Regions from separate parts of the Homo sapiens genome. Here region 1 is linked to region 2. Evidence: chromatin loops called from intact Hi-C (ENCODE). Cell type or tissue: GM12878. All regions are shown on one strand. Links, peaks and the distances in the headings refer to the core of each region. The heading gives the core; the rest is flanking DNA. Region 1 overlaps LOC105378066 (a long non-coding RNA gene). Region 2 holds the start of LOC124901439 (a long non-coding RNA gene).

Region 1 (8,965 bases), core at 322-8,321, 450 kb after region 2:
CCACTCTTCTTCTGTAATTTCAATTCAAATTTATTTTAAAGAACAAATGTCTTGCCCTTGCTGATGAGAAAAGAACATTAGCGGGGAAACAGAGGAGAAAAACATAAGAAACTCATTAGAAAAAGAGGCATCATTTTTGTCACACCATTTGGGATATCATAGATTTGATGGGGAGGCACTGATGGAATATCCAAGCAAGTAAATCCAATTTTTAGAGGGTGCAATGCTCAGTTCTGCAAGGATTCTTAACTCTCATCTACTGAATTATGGCATCACATTTGTCTTGCCTCTGCCAAGAAATTCACTTGTAAATATTTCTAATATATACATACCTTTTAAGATAGTTCAATTTTTTGAGGCGCGAGAATGTCCTCTATTTCATTATGTTTATTTTTGGTCTCTCATGATGAAGCGAGTTGAAGCTGGCGTGCCTGGATGTGCTGCATAGGCGTAGATTACATGCACATTCTCACACTTCCTACTCCACTTTGCTTCTTCCTTCTGCCCCTCCACACCTGGCTGCCACCACCACATGCCCAAACAACACAAGGAAACAGTCTAAAAATGACCGAGCTATGAGTTTTTATATTAAAAGTGCATGGAAAGTTTTGAAATCATTAGTGCGATGCCACCTAATACTTTAATGTATCACAGCAATTATATTTTCATGCAAATTTATTAAATCACAACATATTCCAGACAACCTCTCCAAACTAGGTAACTAAGGTTAGTTTGAGGTCCTTAAGGGGGATGTGCGATGCAGTGTCAGAATGGTCTCTGCGTTCAAAGAGACCTGGGACAAAGTGTGCTTCCCCACTTAGCAACCTCGTTAAGTTATCTTACGCAAAGTTTAGCTGGCACATTTGTAACATGTCGATAGTGACATTTATCAAATAGGATTAAAGGGGACAGGTGTATAAATCTCTTTCCTTTGAGAAAATGGCAAAACCAAAATTGTCTTCCTAGTTTTATGTGTGGTTTTTACAGCAGTGACAACAAAATCATTGTTGGCTATGTGAACATTAACTCCAGGTCACACTTGCTCCAACAGGAGGCTTAGCAGGGGTCTTTCCATTCCACTGGCAGAAAGGAATGATGGATAGCAGGGGAAATAAAATACATGTGTAGATCTCTGCCTCATCCAAATATCCTGCTGAAATACCAGCACGGGGGGAACAGAAAGAAATGAGCCACCAGGCAAAGAGCTCAGGAAAGGAAGCAACAGTAAATGAGAAACATCAGTAAATTTTTAGAGGCTGAGAAACAGATGTATTAGCAGTCAGAGGCTTAGCAGAGCTGAGAAAGCTGAAATCCAGGGCAGCAGAAGAAAATACCATTTAGAAACGAGCTAATTTACAGAGCAGAACCCATTAAAGGCTAAGGAATTAGAAGCTCTATAAGCCTCAGGATGTGGAGGCAAGAGCTGGGGTGAACACTGGGAGGTTAATTGTGTGTCTCCATAAGAAGCCCTTAGACCCTTTAGAAGAAATTCTTCTTCATCTGTGCTTAATAAAACTACCCCTGTGACATTTATTCAATGCATAACTAGAACTAGAGGGAATAATGACAGAAGGAAGGGTAGGAACTAAGGTATCTTATTAGAAACAGAAATTAGATAGAAGTTTATGTACTTTATACCCCCTTCCACTGTTTCACTTTCTAAGAATGTTGAAAATTCTTTGTAAAAGTTTAGTGGCTCAAAGAAAATACCTACAGACATTGCTTTTTGGAAGAAGCCAAGTGTAACATTTGGTTCTTGCCCAGTTTCCTTTGGTTAAGCCCACTAGTTGACCACCTCTTGCTCCAGTACACAGAGATTTTTAACTGGCTTTGTAGTGCCTAATGAATAAAGAAAGTAACTCTTAAGGAAAAAAAGGTAATTCATGGAAAAGAAAGCATCAAAGAAGTGATAATATCTTCCAAGAGAAGAAAAAATCTAGGCACCCACAAAACAACCACTAGATGCTTTTTCCTGGAAAACAGACAAAGAAAGATCTCATAAGTGTCGCCCCTCCCCCTTATTCCTATGAATGTAGAAAAAAATCAAGTTGGTGAAATTTTTTAGAAAGAACAGGCAAATATATAAAAACTGCAGAAAAAAAGACAAGACAATTAGAGGATCATTGCAGGAGAGTCCAACATCCAAACAATAGAAGTTCCAGGAAAAGAAAACAGAATTTTTCTCAGAAAAATTCAGAACCTTCTATACCTATCAGAACCTTCATCAGAGCCTTCTATACCCACCACCATTGAAGAGTAGGCCCCTACCATGCCGAGAGTAACAAATGACCTCCTGAGGAGTTTAAACTCCATCATTAGCCTTCAATACAGAAACTGTGCACTGATGTTTCAGCTCACCCTTCCAGCAACCCACAAGTAAAAGTGGGGATCTTATACTCTCATCAGCAGGGGTCAACAAGGTATCATAGAGTGGGACTAAACAGCTTCTGTAGATCTCATTATTTCCATGAACGAGTGTCAACAAAGGAATCCAGACACCTGTTCTTTCCTTTACCCCAACATCCAAAGCTTCACCACTATCATCTTCCTTGAATCCACAGTGACTTATAAATATTATTACACCTTTTCTTCCTTTTAATGTTAATCATCTCTCATCTTTTACACTAATTTTCACAAAGGTCAACTATCCTCTGTTCTACTCCTTTTCTCCATTCTTTCAAAAATTCTGAAAGCTTTTTCACGATTTCATCTAGATATTATGGCTCATCATTATCAAATGTTATGTATGCTCTTCTCTGATTACAATATGCTCTTCCTCTGTAATTATTTCACCTTCTTGCTCTAACAGAATTCTGAGTGTTCTGACTACTCCACCTTCTTTGCAGCCCTCTTAAGTGGTAACTTTTATATTCTACCCAAGGGCATGTGTTGAGGAAATGTCCTTATTATTCCTCCTTGCTGTTTTCAAACCATTCTCCTTCCCTCCTCCCTAAAATCCTCTGTCTTTGAATATCATCTCATTAGATTGTATCCTCAACATGATTATCATCTAAGAGGGTCCTTGTCTCATTCTCACTGATTCCTTGATGATCCACATTTTTATTCCCTGTCACTCTTTCTGACATTACTTCTGATTTTCTTCCTGTTGATTTTAAGATACACATGGATAATATTTCTAACACATTGGCCTTTTTCTTTCTAAGACTCCTCTGCTTCAGTAATGTTACCCTTCGCCCTCCCTCAGTCATAACTCTGGTGGTCGTATTCTAGGATTTTTCATTGTCAATAACTGCAACCCCTCCATAATTTCAGTTTTATACATTTCTTGCTGACTGCCTCCACTAACATTTCACCTGACTTCATCTGACACTTTAACAGTCTTTCAACCCTACCAGGACCTCCAATTCTTAGGTCCTCCCTCATTTTTATTCCCTAACATTCTATTTTTTTTTCTTTATTCATCTGAAATTCCATGGTCAATCACTGCAGTCACCCTTGACTCTCTCAATCCCATTCTTCTCCCTGGTTCTTGTCGGGTAAAATCTCAAAAATGACTATGTCAGACTTTCTGCCTATACCATGCCTGCCCCTATGAATGTAGCTGGAGTTAAATTCACAGCTTTATTATTCTCGTTTTAAATCAGAACCAAAAACTTCAACCTGTTTTTAAAACTGACCAGTCATCATACCATATGCTCAGGAATCATACTGTATTACTGTAGTATACTTCATGCATTCTCCCACTCTCCCAAAAGATATTTCACATTTTTTTCTCTGCCTTCTGAACTTCTAACGTCTCTTCCTCTATCTCTCCTCTCAGCTGATCACTGTACCTCCTACTTTCCTTTAAAATTTGAAGTACTGGAAGAAAATTGCTACACATTGTCATCTCCACATCTATCTGCAACCTATGTTAGTAATCCTATATTCTGTTTTAACCCATTCCACAGCTTTATTAAGCACCTCTGAATAAGCTAGGGCATAGAGACGCAAACATGAATCCAGCATGGTTCTTGCCTTCACAGAGTGCGTGGTCTCAATATCTGGTCCAGCAGCCTTCAGGGAAGGTAGAATTCAATTGTCTTTCCTCTGGGGAAAAGACAACTTTATTACCTCTGCCCTGTTATTTACTGAAGGTTTAGAACTAGCAAACTCCTCTTTCAACTTTTATCCACCTGACAGCAGAGTGGAGAATTAAACAGCACATAATTATTCAAATTAGCAAGTATTAAATTCAGCTTATAATAATAAAGAAAAAGAGCATGGCACTGCTGATTACTGCAAATGATTAAGACTTCTGAGTAAGCGATGAGTGCTTGTACTTAAGGGCCGGCTGGTCCCATGGTGATGGCACAGTGCCATCTGCTGGAGTGCCAGTCCTGGCTCAAAATGTGATCCAACCAGAGAACGTGCTTCAAGAGTTGTGTAATTGGACTGACAATTCTGTTTCTGAAATCATGTCTAATTACAAAACTACTCAAAGATTTAACCTTCCTCAAGTCAGAAAAGAGGTTCAATCTGAGAGAAGAGACACAGTGTCCTGATATGAATCATAATGAATGTATAATTTTGAGAGCTAAAAGGGACTTTTGAGATCAGCTGGACCAAACTATTCAATCATTTTATAGATGAGAAGAGTGGGGTCCAGATGTCACATATGACTTCTCAAAGGTGATATTATAAGCATGGGATGGTGCTGGATCTAGAACTCTTAAATCAGTTATCCTTCTTCCACATGTATATTTTGTTCCTTATTTTCTACACTCAGCCGGCTGTTTTCTGTTAGGTGCTATATTATGTATTATCTAAATTATATTTATATTTCTTAGTATTTATTTATTTATAATTTTTATTTTACTTTAAGTTCTGTGATACAGGTGCAGAACATGCAGGTTTGTTACATTGGTATACGTGTGCCATGGTGGTTTGCTGCACCCATCAACCCATCATCTAAGTTTTAAGCCCCACATGCATTAACTATTTGTCCTGATGTGCTCCCTCCCCTCCCCACCACTGACAGACCCCAGTGTGTATTGTTCCCCTCCCTGTGTCCATGTGTTCTCAAATAAGTATGTATATTAAAAACTTAACTTCTTTATAAATGGATACGAGAGGTGTTCTAATTCAATTTCAGTTTTCATTTTACTGATGACAGTTACCTAAGGAAACGTTCACATTTCCTGACTCCTAGCCAGTGCTCTTTCTCCTATTTCAGTGTTGTTTTAAAAGACTATCTCAAACACAGACATGGCTGGTTAATTACAAAACAAAATAAAACGAACAAAAAGCCAACTAAATTGCATACCTTGAATTTCTGACAGCTTATAATAGCATTATTTTTAGTTTTTAAATAAAAATTATTATAGTTCTGAAAAGCTGTGCTCTCTCACAAAAGCCAGAATATTATAAATTTAGTTCTCCATTAATGCCTGGAAAAATTACTTCTTGCTGGTGCCAAAACCATGCTATAGTGACATTAAATGACAAACAGATGTTTTTGTATTGTGTTGTTCAAGAACCATGTTAATGAGATGAATATACTTGGAAATTTGGAAATATGCAATCAGATATGTTTCTATCTTACTAGATCTTACTTGTAAATGGGTTTGTGGAAATAAATTCAGATGCTATTTGAAAAGATGTGTCTCATGAGGTAATAAATATTTCTCTAGTAGAAAAGCAATATGGAAGGAGAAAAAATACATTAAAGTAATGTTTTTCCCAGCCAATAATTTGTAAAACATATATTCTTATTATATACCTTTCATAGGCAAACAAATCTAATTTTAAAACTAGTGATATGAATTTGTTTATTGGACAAGTGTTATTTAATTCCTATCACATGTTGGGCATCTGCCCACAATGCTAGGTGCTGCCATCACACAAATAAAAGAGCCCAAGAACTCACGGTGTAGGGATATAACACCGTGTCAACCAAAAAAAATCATTTGATGTTTTAAGATAATAGAAAAATCCTTCCTCATCCTGGATAAGAATCCTCTCCTGGTTTTCCTTCTGCATATCTCTGTTTTACTAAAGATATCTTTCATGAAATAGGCTGGCTCTAAACCTCCAGGACATGTTTGAGACACAAAAGGAACATAAAACGACTTTCCATTTTTCATTCAATATTTGCATATATTCATCTATCATTTATTTTTACAATTATCAGGGATTTATGATGGTTGCTTTCTCTAGATCAATCTGGACATAAGTAATCTTTGTAATCGTTAGCTTTTCTTCCACTATTACAGCTATTTATATCTCTTGTAACACTCTTTCAAGAATCAATGTGGTACAGTATGCTACTCATTTTATTAACAAATTAGAGCCTCTATGAATACTTTATGATGCCAGTTTCGCAAATCTATCCATGACTAGATGTGTCCCCAACCAACCTTTTGGTTAAAGTCTCTTTTTAACATTTGAATGATTCTTTAAATCTGGTCCTCATCTTGTCACCTGTCAGCTGTTCCACTGGACACATTACAGTCATAAGTCTTATTTTAAAAGGTAGGCAGAGTCAGGCGTGGTGGCTCATGTCTGTAATCCCAGCACTTTGGGAGGCTGAGCTGGGTGGATCACCTGAGGTCAGGAGTTTGAGACCAGTCTGGCCAACATGGTGAAATCCTGTCTCTAGTAAAAATACAAAAAAATTAGCCAGGCGTTTTGGCACTTGCCTGTAATCCCAGCTACTTGGGAGGCTGAGGCAGGAGAATCGCTTGAACCCAGGAGGTGGAGGTTGCAGTGAGCCGAGATGGCACCAGTGCACTCCAGCCTGGGAGGCAGAGTGAGACTCCATGTCAAAAAAAAAAAAAAAAAAAAACCCCAAAAAACCCAAGGTAGGCAGCATCAAAACAAAAAAGTAAGGTAAACCATAATACTTAAATACACACGAGACCATTTTTTAACCATGAAATTGCTGAGATAATAATTTTCTAGGTAGACTTCTATATTTTGTTTTTATTGTTAAGTCAATGTAAGATTGCAATAGAATGCCTCTTGACTGGTAATGGAGATCAATATTCAAACCTAATACTTAAATCCCAAGTGACAAGAAGATGACTAAAAATAACACAGGCTGCAAAAGTCTGAGTCATATAATGTCACTGAAGGGAACAATCAGAGGTTTGGTGAAATAGTATTTTTGTGAAGCAGTCTATTTAAAATGACCTGATGGTATTTATAATACTGAGCCGATCATCTCAAAAAATGATTCTCTAGATTGAATAAAGAGAATGTATTCAATATAAGAGCCAGTGGAGTATAGACGTTAAAAACAGAGGTTCTGGAAGAAATTTCCTAGATTTGGGTGTGGGCTTTTACAACTACTGACTAGGTGATCTGGATCAAATTATTCTGTACTGAAGTTTTTCCATCAATAAAATCTCAATCACAATAATCCATACTTCATAACTTTCTTGTGAAGGCCAAATGAGTTAGTATGTAGAAATCACTCACACCAATGCCTAAAATGCCCAACAGGATTATTTAATTGTATTCACCCTCAAAATTTTGCAGCAGTGTGGACCTTAGCAGTAGTTAATGTTTTATGAATTCATATGATTTTTAAACATAAATAACAAACAAATACACAAACATGAAACCACACAAGTAAGCCTCAGTGATCCTAAAACTGGAAAACATAGAATCTTATTCCTACCCATGTGTGTGAGCTATCTAACCTGCCTTAGTAAGATAAGTTAGATAGCTTTCAGTAAGCTATCTAACCTATCTTAGTAAAATAAGACAAAAATGTCCTTGTATTAGGGATGGTCTAAGGAGAAAGTTCAGTCATAAGTATAAAATGTTAGAAAATGGATTCGTCACTATAGAACATGGAAATATTATTATCAACACCATTGTTACCTTGGTGGAAGAATGTAGAAATCTCTCACTCAAATAACAAGAAATCACTCATTTAATAGATTACTTGTAACGCTATTTAAAAACCATGTATCTTTCAGTTGAAAGTACAGCACTGAGTCTGTCTTTATTGTATTCCCCCAACAAATCCAATGGAAATGACAACTAAGTGTATTTGAGGAAATGCATTCATAGCAATTCTTAAAATGAGACAAAGTCATTGGTAACTCAGGGCTTTTGAAAATTTTCAGGAAGATAACAGATGAGATCAGAGTGACAATCTAAACATGAAACAAACACAGAGAGTGGCTAGATGGCATGTGAAAGTGCTCTCCCTGCTCAGCTATGGAAAGGCTCCAAACTCTGGATAAGAAGGCACTAGGCATTTGGGGTGGAAAATGGGGATATAATCATGATTATTAATCAAAGGATTAACTGCAGAAATACTGCCAAAGTCCTTGCCCTCCCCACCCCATGCATGCACGGAGTCATTTTTGCCCAAGTTAAAAAAAAAAAAAATCACCACAAAGCATGTTTCTCAAACTGTGGTTGGTTAACCACTTGTATCAGAGTCACATGATGGTCTTATTAATAATTCAGATAGCTGATTTGATTGCAGATCTACTGAGTTGAAATTCTGGGAGCAGAACATTAGATTCTGTATTTCAAACAAATTTCTCAAGTTTTCTCCACTACATTTGGAGAACCATTGTGCCAAAGAAATGGAACCACCAGACTTGGATGGCAAGGTTTCCACTAGAATGTGGTAAAAGCCTAGAATAAAATTTTAATTCTGACCAAGGTGGAATGGGAAACAGAGTGACCATCCCACCTGAAAAAATAAAACATCCTACAGGTTTTTCCGAAATTGGACATCAGGCAGTGCAGCACAGTAATCACCAAGAGAAGGGAAACAGATGAGGGAAAGCCCACAGGTGCCTCAACTTCTGCCCAGCTTATTTGCTGCAGAACAGGGAGGCAGGTGGACCAACATGGGGCCAACGATCACCCTGAGAAGAGAAGAAAGTAGGGGGCTGGGGAGGTGAAAGTGACTGGAATTCATAGGCCAGATTGCAAGAGAGGGGAGAAAAAGAGACAGAGAAAGAGGTAGAGATGATAGAGATAGAGATAGAGATCG
Region 2 (8,965 bases), core at 737-8,736:
TAACTCAAATCGAAACCAGATGTAAACGGAGCCAAAACAAGTGCAACCGCAACTCAAAATGTCAAGTGTCAATGTCAAGGAACTCACATAGCATGTGCTGTGTGTCTGACTTATTTATTGTTGTTGTTTGATTTTTTTTCTTAGTTTGGGGAGAGAAGAGGGAGCTTTGGTGAAAGCTGTTTGATTGTAAGCTACTTCTCAATGACAATGACAGAAAAATATGATGAAGCAGGAATCAATGTTCAAAAATGAGCTGGAAATACCTGCTTAGGGTGGGCTGTAGCTGATATTGACTAGCATGTTAGAGAATTGAACTTATTTCAGTATAAATTATGTAATAAAAAGATAAATCAGTAGTTATACAAAATGTTTCATGGTAATTCTTATTTTCACACACAAAAGTATATTTTTCTTTGAAATGCCATCATTTTCCTCTGGAGAAACTGGAATCAAACAAATGCACTATTTAGAAAAATTAAATCTCAGAATACATTTTTAAGACATAACAATAACGCAAAAAATTCTGATTTCCAAAATATTTATCTATCACAAAACATAGTTTGCTAACTTATTTGTCTATGTACAGCTCACAGCAATGCTCTTCTCCTTTATCACAGAGTTCTCAAATAAACTGTGGGTAGCCTAGAATATTCAGAGCTTCAATTGCCAAAGCTGCTGAATACCCAGAATTTCATTTTATTGGACTTTTATGCAAAATTCATATGGAGTTACATAAAATTCTGCCTCTGAGCATTTTCAATGTAATATTTGTTTCTTCGTTGAAGACTGTTTTTCACTTTCTAGGTTTACATATGAATTCATTTTCAGAGTGCCTTTATCTTGGTTTCTACTACATAGTCTCATCTCAGTGGAGCTCTGCGTTGCATTACCAATGGTGGGCTATCATTCTCCAGGTGTATGTATTGTCAGTAATTTTACTATTGGGCTTTCTTTGTTTCTCTAGTAACTTCCATATAATACCAATTAATTGTTCTGCTGTAACTATTATTATTGTCAATTTAGCCTTTACTAGAACTTTGGTTTATTGTTAAGAATTTATTTCGCCTGATAAGAATTTGTTAATATACTAACAAACTTAAAGTGATTTATTGAGCACCTATCTGTGCCAGATATTTGGCTAGACCCAGGGGAATTCAAAAACAAGTCAGAACAAAGCCAGAGGCCTCACATAACCTGACTTCAAAAGATATTACAAGGCTATAGTAACTAAAACAGCATGGTATTAGCATAAAAATAGACACATACACCAATGAACAGAATAGAAAACCCAGAATTAAAGACACACATTTACAGCCAAGTGATTCTCAACAAAGCCAACAAGATCTTACATTGGGGGAAAACACCCTCTTCGATAAACGATGCTGGGAAAATTGGATAGCCACATGAAGAATGAAACTGGACCCATGTCCCTTATCATGCACAAAAATTAACCCAAAATACATTACAGACTTAAATGTAAGACCCAAAACTACAAAAAACAAACAAACAAAGAAAAACCTAGGTAAAACTCTCCTGGACCTTGGTCTAGGCAAAGAATTTGTGACTAAGACATCAAAAGCACAGGCAATAGAAACAAAAATAGCCAATGGAACTTAATTAAACTAAAAAGCTTCTGCACAACCAAAGAAATAATCAAGAGTGAAGAGACACCCTGTTGAATAGGAGAAAATGTCTGGAGACTATTCATCCAACAGGAAATAATATCCAGAATATACAAGGAACTCAAACAACTCAATAACAACAACTAAATAATCCCACTAAAAAGCGAACAAAGACATGAATAGACATTGCTTAAAAGAAGACATACAAATGGGTCACAGGTATGTGAAAAAATACTCAACATTACTAATCATAAGAGAAATGCAAATCAAAACCACAATGCGATAATCATTTTATCGAGTCAAAATGGCTATTTAAAAAAAGACAAAATAATAGATGCTGGTGAGGATGTGGAGAAAAGGAAACCCTTATACACTGTTGGTAGGAATGTAAACCAGTACATCCCCTGTGGAAAGCAGCATGGAGATTTCTCAAAATCTAAAAATAGAATTACCATTTGACCCAGCAATGCCACTACTTGGTTTCTACCCAAGCAAAAAGAAATAAACTCATGAAAGGGATACCTGCACTTGCATGTTTATTGCAGTATTATTCACAATAGCAGAGATATGAAATCAACCTAAGCATCCATCAGTGGATGAATGGATAAAGAAAATGTGGTATATATACACAATAGAATATTATATGACCATAAAAAAGAATGAAATCATGCTATTTGCAGCAACATGGATGGAACTGGAGGCCATTATCTTAAGTGAAATAATCTATGCACAAAAAGACAAATATCACATGTTCTCACTTATATGTGGGAGCTAATAAATTTGATTACATGGAGGTAGAGAGTGGAAAGATAACAGAGACTGGTAAAAATGGGGAGGAGGATGAAGAGAAGTGGCTTAAAAGTGCAAACATACAGTTAAATAGAAGGATTAAATACAGTGTTTGATTGCAGAGTAGGGTGACTATAGTTAACAAAAATTTACTGTACTTTGACTTGATCACTCTGTCTTATATACATGCAAGAGCATTTCACAAGTACCCCATAAATCTGTACAAATAAAAAAGACACAAACATTTGCTCCAGTGAGGATAAAATATGATAAGACGAAAGGTCTTTCCTTAAATAACAGTGTGAGCTAACCAGAGATTATCAACTTGATCATCTTTTTTCCCTCTGATATAGACCAACAAATGATTAGTTGTTTGTTGTTATATGGAAGCATATTATAATCAAACAGATACCATTGTCTGAATTTGCTGGTTTGGCTAGTCTAGTAATATACAATAAAAAAAAAAAAGAACTACAACTAGAAATTAGAATTCTAGCATTTCAAAAATGCCTTTTACATGCATTATTTTATTTATGCATCACAAACCCTAAACATTAAAGAAAACAGACCTTTCCTACCTACCTTACACTACAGTAAGACACCAGGTGCTCACAGACACCAAGATTATTGTTTGAAGAAGTGTGTAAATATAAGCCTCCAGGACAGCTTATTCCTAGTTGGTTTTTATTTCAAGACATTATATGGGAGTTGGCAGTTATACATTATAGACATTTAATAAATATAAGTTCGATAAATAATATTATTAAGAATTTTTATTAATAATTATTATCAAAATTATTATTCTTAATAATAAATTTCTGATACTTGGTGCTACAATTTCATTCAAATCCAATATGCTTACATGAGGTCTGCCTATTTGAAAGGTTTTTCATCCACAATAATAATAATTAAAGAAACCCTCAAATCAAGTGCAATGAAGGGTTTCTTTCCATGGAAAAAATTCTTTAAACTACACTCTAAATTCCACAATAAAGAAATGTCTCATTTCAAAAATCAATATTAGATTCTTCTCACAACAACAAAAGTACATTAATATTATGGAAAGTGCTCTTCAGAACTATCAGATAGCAGAATCCTGGCATGTCATTGTTATTCTTTCTCCTTTGTCATCTTTAATGAGAAGTCCTTTTATATCACGATGTTATGTTTTAGAATATTGAAAACATATCAGACAATAGATAAAATATCATCTGGCTCTACAGTGAATCTTTTAGAATTTTTATTTTTAATGTGCTTAGATTCTGCATCTGTTAATTCCCAGTTGATTACTCAGAATTGTTTCTCCTGCCAAATACCAACTACCAAGTCTTTATTTTTATTTCTAAGTCCTGACGGTTCCTCTCCTAATAAACTAAGAATATGAAAACCTACAGAAGGAATTACAATTGCCCTACCTTACAGGATTGTGTCAAAGTTAATGAAATAATCAACTATTAAGTTCATTAATAGTTCATGACTTTCATAAGACAGGTATGACAATAAATGCAAAGTTTTACTCATCACACCAAAGTGTCATCATTTATGCTTTGTCAAAAATTAAAAATATGGCATAAAAACTTTCCTGAAATCAGCTGATTGTTCCTAAAAGAATGACTGTTGCTTTCATTTCTTGTACTGAAGTATATCCATTTACTATGACCTTTAATAATGGAGACTTTTTATTGGGTCACATAATATACTAGTATGTGTCATAATAGGCCCATTCTTGGCGCAGTGACTAGATGGAGCACATTTAGCTTGGCTACTGGACAGCCTTCATCAGCGACTCATGATGCTCATCTCTACAGCCCAGAGGACATTTAAAGAACTAAATAAAGATATAGAAGGCGGCCCCTTCTCTCATCAGTAAGCCTTACCATCTAAGGGACACTCTGGACATCGGAAGATTCCAAGTCGTCTCTTATGGTATAGAAATATTTGTAGAGAATTTTCGAAAGACGGATGATTTATTTCTGTCTTTCTCTCAAAACACCCCGGGGCCAGTACTTCATCACTATGTCTAGGCCTTGTATTGCCTAAAATAAGCATCCACTTACAAAATGGTGGTTTCTTCCTTTATTTGGAAAGGAAAATTCTCTGAAACAACTTACCAAAGGCTTCATCTTCAATGGGGCCATCTATTAGTGACATAGTTGGGAAAAGCCAATTAATGCAAGGATGGTGCATAACTGCAAATAAGCGCAATACAATATTATACAATACCTTGAATTACTCATTTCAATTGGCCACTTGAGGGCGCCAAAGCAGAAGCAATAAGAGTCCTTAGTCTTAGCACTTCAGAGAACTGCTTGCTTTCTCTACATTTCTGTTTACACAGATGGTCTTGCTTCAAACACCACTGCATGGTAAACAGTATCTTTAAAACTGGCAGATATGATAAGATGAATATTTTCTCATTCCTGCTTTTGGTTACTTCTAAACTGTGCAACAAAGCTAAGAGTTTGTGTTATCGCATGGAAACACATTCCTTTATTCTCAGCATGAATTTCGCATGAAACCAAGACTTCCATCCAAACACACTGAACATAATTTAATTCATTTTCTTTCATACTTCTTACTTCACCTTCAATTTTTTATGACTATTTCTTTCCCACTAGCATTTTTCTACTACTCTGACTCCATTGTACAATCAAGGATTTAAATTCCATTTGTTACATTAGTCTCAAAGCCATTTAAGTAACGACATAGCAGTCTGCTTGCTAGAATGCTATGGTGGATGCTTTAGTCTTCCTTCTTTTCAAGAGCCATGGTGCTTTGAAGCTTTAAGCTCTTATGTCTTTATGCTCTTTATGTCTTTATGATCTTTAAGTTCTTATGTCTCCATATTTTGATTATTTATTTACATATCTTTTCCTATTAAACTATGAGTTCTTTGAGTGCAAGAAATGGGCCTTAAATGTACCTTTCTGTCTTCTGTGTAAGCTCTCAATAATAGCTGGCTAAGTGAGAAAAGAAGAACATGATTCCTGATCTCAAGTAGAATTTAGTCTGATAGGGAACGTGAGTCAGGCACCTTGAAAAGTTAAATAATATTAAAGAAGTTAATACAATGTCAAAATATGAGTTGTCTACAGTGGTGTTGTCCAACAGAAACATAACTGAAAGTTTTCTAGTAGCTACATTAAAAAGGTAAAAGGTAACAAGTAAAAATAATTTTAATAGTATATTTATTTAATCAAGTATACCCAAAATATTATCATTTCAACATTTGACTGATATAAAATATTTATTATGATATACTTCACATTTTTTGTCTTTGAAATTCAGTATGTATATCTAGATAGATAGAAAGTTGATGGATGGATGGATAGATAGATAGACAGATGGATAGATAGATAGATAGGTTTTTTTGTTTGTTTGTTTGTTTGTTTGTTTTTGAGATGGAGTCTCCCTCTGTCACCCAGGCTGGAGTGCAGAGGCATGATCTCGACTCACTGCAACCTCCGTCTTCTGGATTCAAACAATTCTCCTGCCTCAGCATCCCAAGTAACTGGGATTACAGATGCCCACCACCACGCCCAGCTAATTTTTGTATTTTCGGTAGAGATGGGGTTTCACCATGTTGGCCAGGCTGGACTCAAACTCCTGAGCTCAAGTGATCCACCCTCCATGGCCTCCCAAAGTGCTAGGATTACAGGCATGAGCCACTGCACCCACCCTGAAATACAGTGTATATTTTACACTTAAAGGACAACTCAATTCAGACACAATATTTTCATCAGAAATACTTGATCTGTGCTGAGATTACTTACAATTTACAATTGAAAAGTAGATTCACATGCTCAAGTTGTTCCAAATACATTTTAAAACTTTTCCAATAATTTGAGTACCAAAACATTATTTTTGTTTAATATTCATATGCACATTGACAAAACTGGTTTGTTTTTTAAAAAGAATTGTTTAGACTTTGAAGCAAAATCATATACCTTTAAAACTATAGCTCCCCAAGTTAAGTAAACTCACTAACTGTTAAGTCAACCGGTTATTAACATTGAATTCAGACTATTGTGTAAATTAAAAATCAACTCCTAATCAATCAATATCAACAAAGCATTCTTCATGTTTTTCATGTAGTTTGTGCAGCCAATTTATATAAAACTGTCAATTACAATTAAAATCTTCTGAATACTGATTTATAAATATTTGTAAAATCTTTAGTATTGTTTAGAAGTATAAAAAGGTTTAATTTCAACAGAAGTTCTCATGCATGTCTACCTAATCACAAATATGCTTTTTCTTTCTATTGGAGCTTCAAATTTATATTATTCACATGTAGTGTGGTATCAGTGACAGAATATAAACCACATTGTCATTTCTTTTGTCTTTAATTATTAAATATATGGTAAACATTTATTAGTTTCAAGAAAATCTTGAATTGGAGTTAGCAGCACAGGAAATTTTGTAAAAAGTCTTCCATGACTTAATGCATGAGCTTTGGTCAAAGAACTTAAGATCATTAGAGTCCTAATCTCGTGTTTCTTTCAGCAGTCCTCTAAACTTGCAGTGATTCCTAGCATACACCCATATGTACTGAACAAGCATACCCATTAAATATTTCGAGGAGTCTGTCTGAAAAAACTGCATACATACTGTATGTATCATAGCACAGAATGAAAGAAGAAAGAAAAATTCTCGTTTTAAAATTCCAGTACACTAGAGCAGTTTCATCACAATAGAAATTATTTTTTTCATAATTAGCTTAAATTCTTCTTTGGAGATATGAAAGAATCAAAAATATCTATGCCGTGCAGTTGTGAAACCACACTTCTTCATATCTTTGGAAGTAAATCCTTTGAGACAAAAGGCACCCACATTGCTAATTGAACACTATCTCTTCTATTGCAAGACTCAACTAAAGTGAAAAGAAAGTGCTTTCAATTTTTCCAATTTGGATTCATTAGATCATTGATACGGTTAGAAGGGTCTTGTATTATGAAGCAACTGTTCGGTTAATTAAGTGTAGATATTTCACTTTTTATAAAATACCTTTTTAAGGCTTTTCTGCAAGATTGGAGAACAGAAGTTCCATATCTGACACAGTGACTCCTTTTACATTCCTTCATCTAAAAATGGCTTTCTTTTTCATACAAATATACAAGCCATTTAATAGCTGGCCCTAGTTACAAGGTCAGATTTACTTAAACATTATAATATTTTCATTGTGATGATTGGACTGTTCATCCTTATTTTTGCCAACTAATTTTTTTAATTCTTTTTTAACTTGTAACTGTTGAGAGGAAAGTTATTATTAAATTCACTGTGTATTTCCTGAAAATACATCTAAATATTATCCACTTTATTAACATAAAATCTTTTTTCACAACAGCTTTGAAAGCTTTTTAGGTTTTGCTCTGCCACAACAAATTGCAATTGCCATTCATCATTGGGACATATCTTCTTCCAATTTCTGTCTCTCACTCTTTCTCTCTCTTCCAGTCTTCTGGGCATAGTGCTAGCTTCTGCAACTCTTGATTTTAAATCAGCAACATGCCTTCATTTTAAATCTAAAAATATATGTCCATACTTACTTTTTAACAAGAAAAATAATTTAATTATACTACAATTAAAATATAATAGATATCCCCAACATAGTACCATAATTATACCTACCTTACAATTAGTTACTGTGACTTTGGCTGTCTGTCTCAACAACTCGAATACATTATACTGTTTTATCAGTGCTTAGAAAACATATTTGGAACTGAGTCAGTTCAGTGATATTGACTAGATGGATGATGCGTTTATCTAGAAATGAAGTCCATACCCCCATCCACCCTCACCTCACATACATTGTGATATAATAATGTTTTATGTGGTACAACAAAAAAATAAAATATTGTCCTACCAAAAAACAGAGTTGTGTTTAATAAAAAATGTTATTTGCATTGCTTCAGATTCTAAATTCGGAGATAAATTAATTAAAACTAAATAAAATAACAAACTCGATGTCTCAGTCATAGGAACCACATTTCTAGTGCTCAGTAGCCTCAGGTGGTGAGCAGCCTCCCAACTGAACAGTGCAGCTGTAGGCTGTGCATTCCCCAAGATTACGGGTTAAACATAACATTTTTGTTGTCCACCATACCCAGCACATAAACAATTATGGATTGAATTTGGTATCCTATTGCCATACATGATTAAAGTGAGAACAAACATGTGTTTGCAAATGCTTCAAGTTCCTAAAGAAGACTTCGCAAAAGAATTGAGACTTTAACTGGTATTAAATATTTAAAGGCAAAAAGCAACAGAGAAAGTGCACTTTAAGCAGCTAAGTAACAAACCAAAACAGAGCACAGATGGGAGAAGAATGAGGAAGGTAAAAATCTAGAACGTTAGATTGAGGTCAGGAGCAGAAAGCCAGAAGTGGACATTAGCCAGTTGGTAGTGCGGGACTTCTAAGAATTGTAAACAGGAAAGTTATTATGAAAGACACATTTTAGGACTTATCACGTTAGAGTGATATTATTCTAAATTTTTTTTTAGGAGGATTCATCTGGCGACTCAGCAGGTTAGTGAAGAAAAAGTTAGAAGAA

The links. A loop is a pair of places that touch in the nucleus more often than their neighbours do. Peaks named below come from ENCODE experiments on the same cell type or tissue, not always from the same donor. Only the 100,000 strongest peaks of a DNase experiment are listed, where the experiment ranks them.
Region 1: a loop joins it to region 2, with 1.9 times the contacts of the local background. A loop is called at or near these places in 7 of 110 quality-filtered maps.

Annotation. Positions count from the first base shown.
Region 1 is chr6:153,308,507-153,317,471 of GRCh38, forward strand. The region is part of intron 5 of LOC105378066 (a long non-coding RNA gene); the gene reads right to left. Among named protein-coding and RNA genes, the nearest start is that of RGS17, 180 kb to the left of the region's middle. In GM12878, for the core only: a CTCF peak has its summit at 4,326 (motif pointing left); no DNase peak of the experiment used is centred there.
Region 2 is chr6:152,859,395-152,868,359 of GRCh38, forward strand. The region is part of intron 1 of LINC02840 (long intergenic non-protein coding RNA 2840); the gene reads right to left. It overlaps LOC124901439 (a long non-coding RNA gene), which reads left to right and starts at 4,186. Exons shown (of 2, transcript XR_007059821.1): 1 at 4,186-4,337; 2 at 8,916-8,965. RefSeq lists an enhancer at 4,716-4,765. In GM12878, for the core only: a CTCF peak has its summit at 4,661 (motif pointing right); a DNase peak (open chromatin) is centred at 4,697.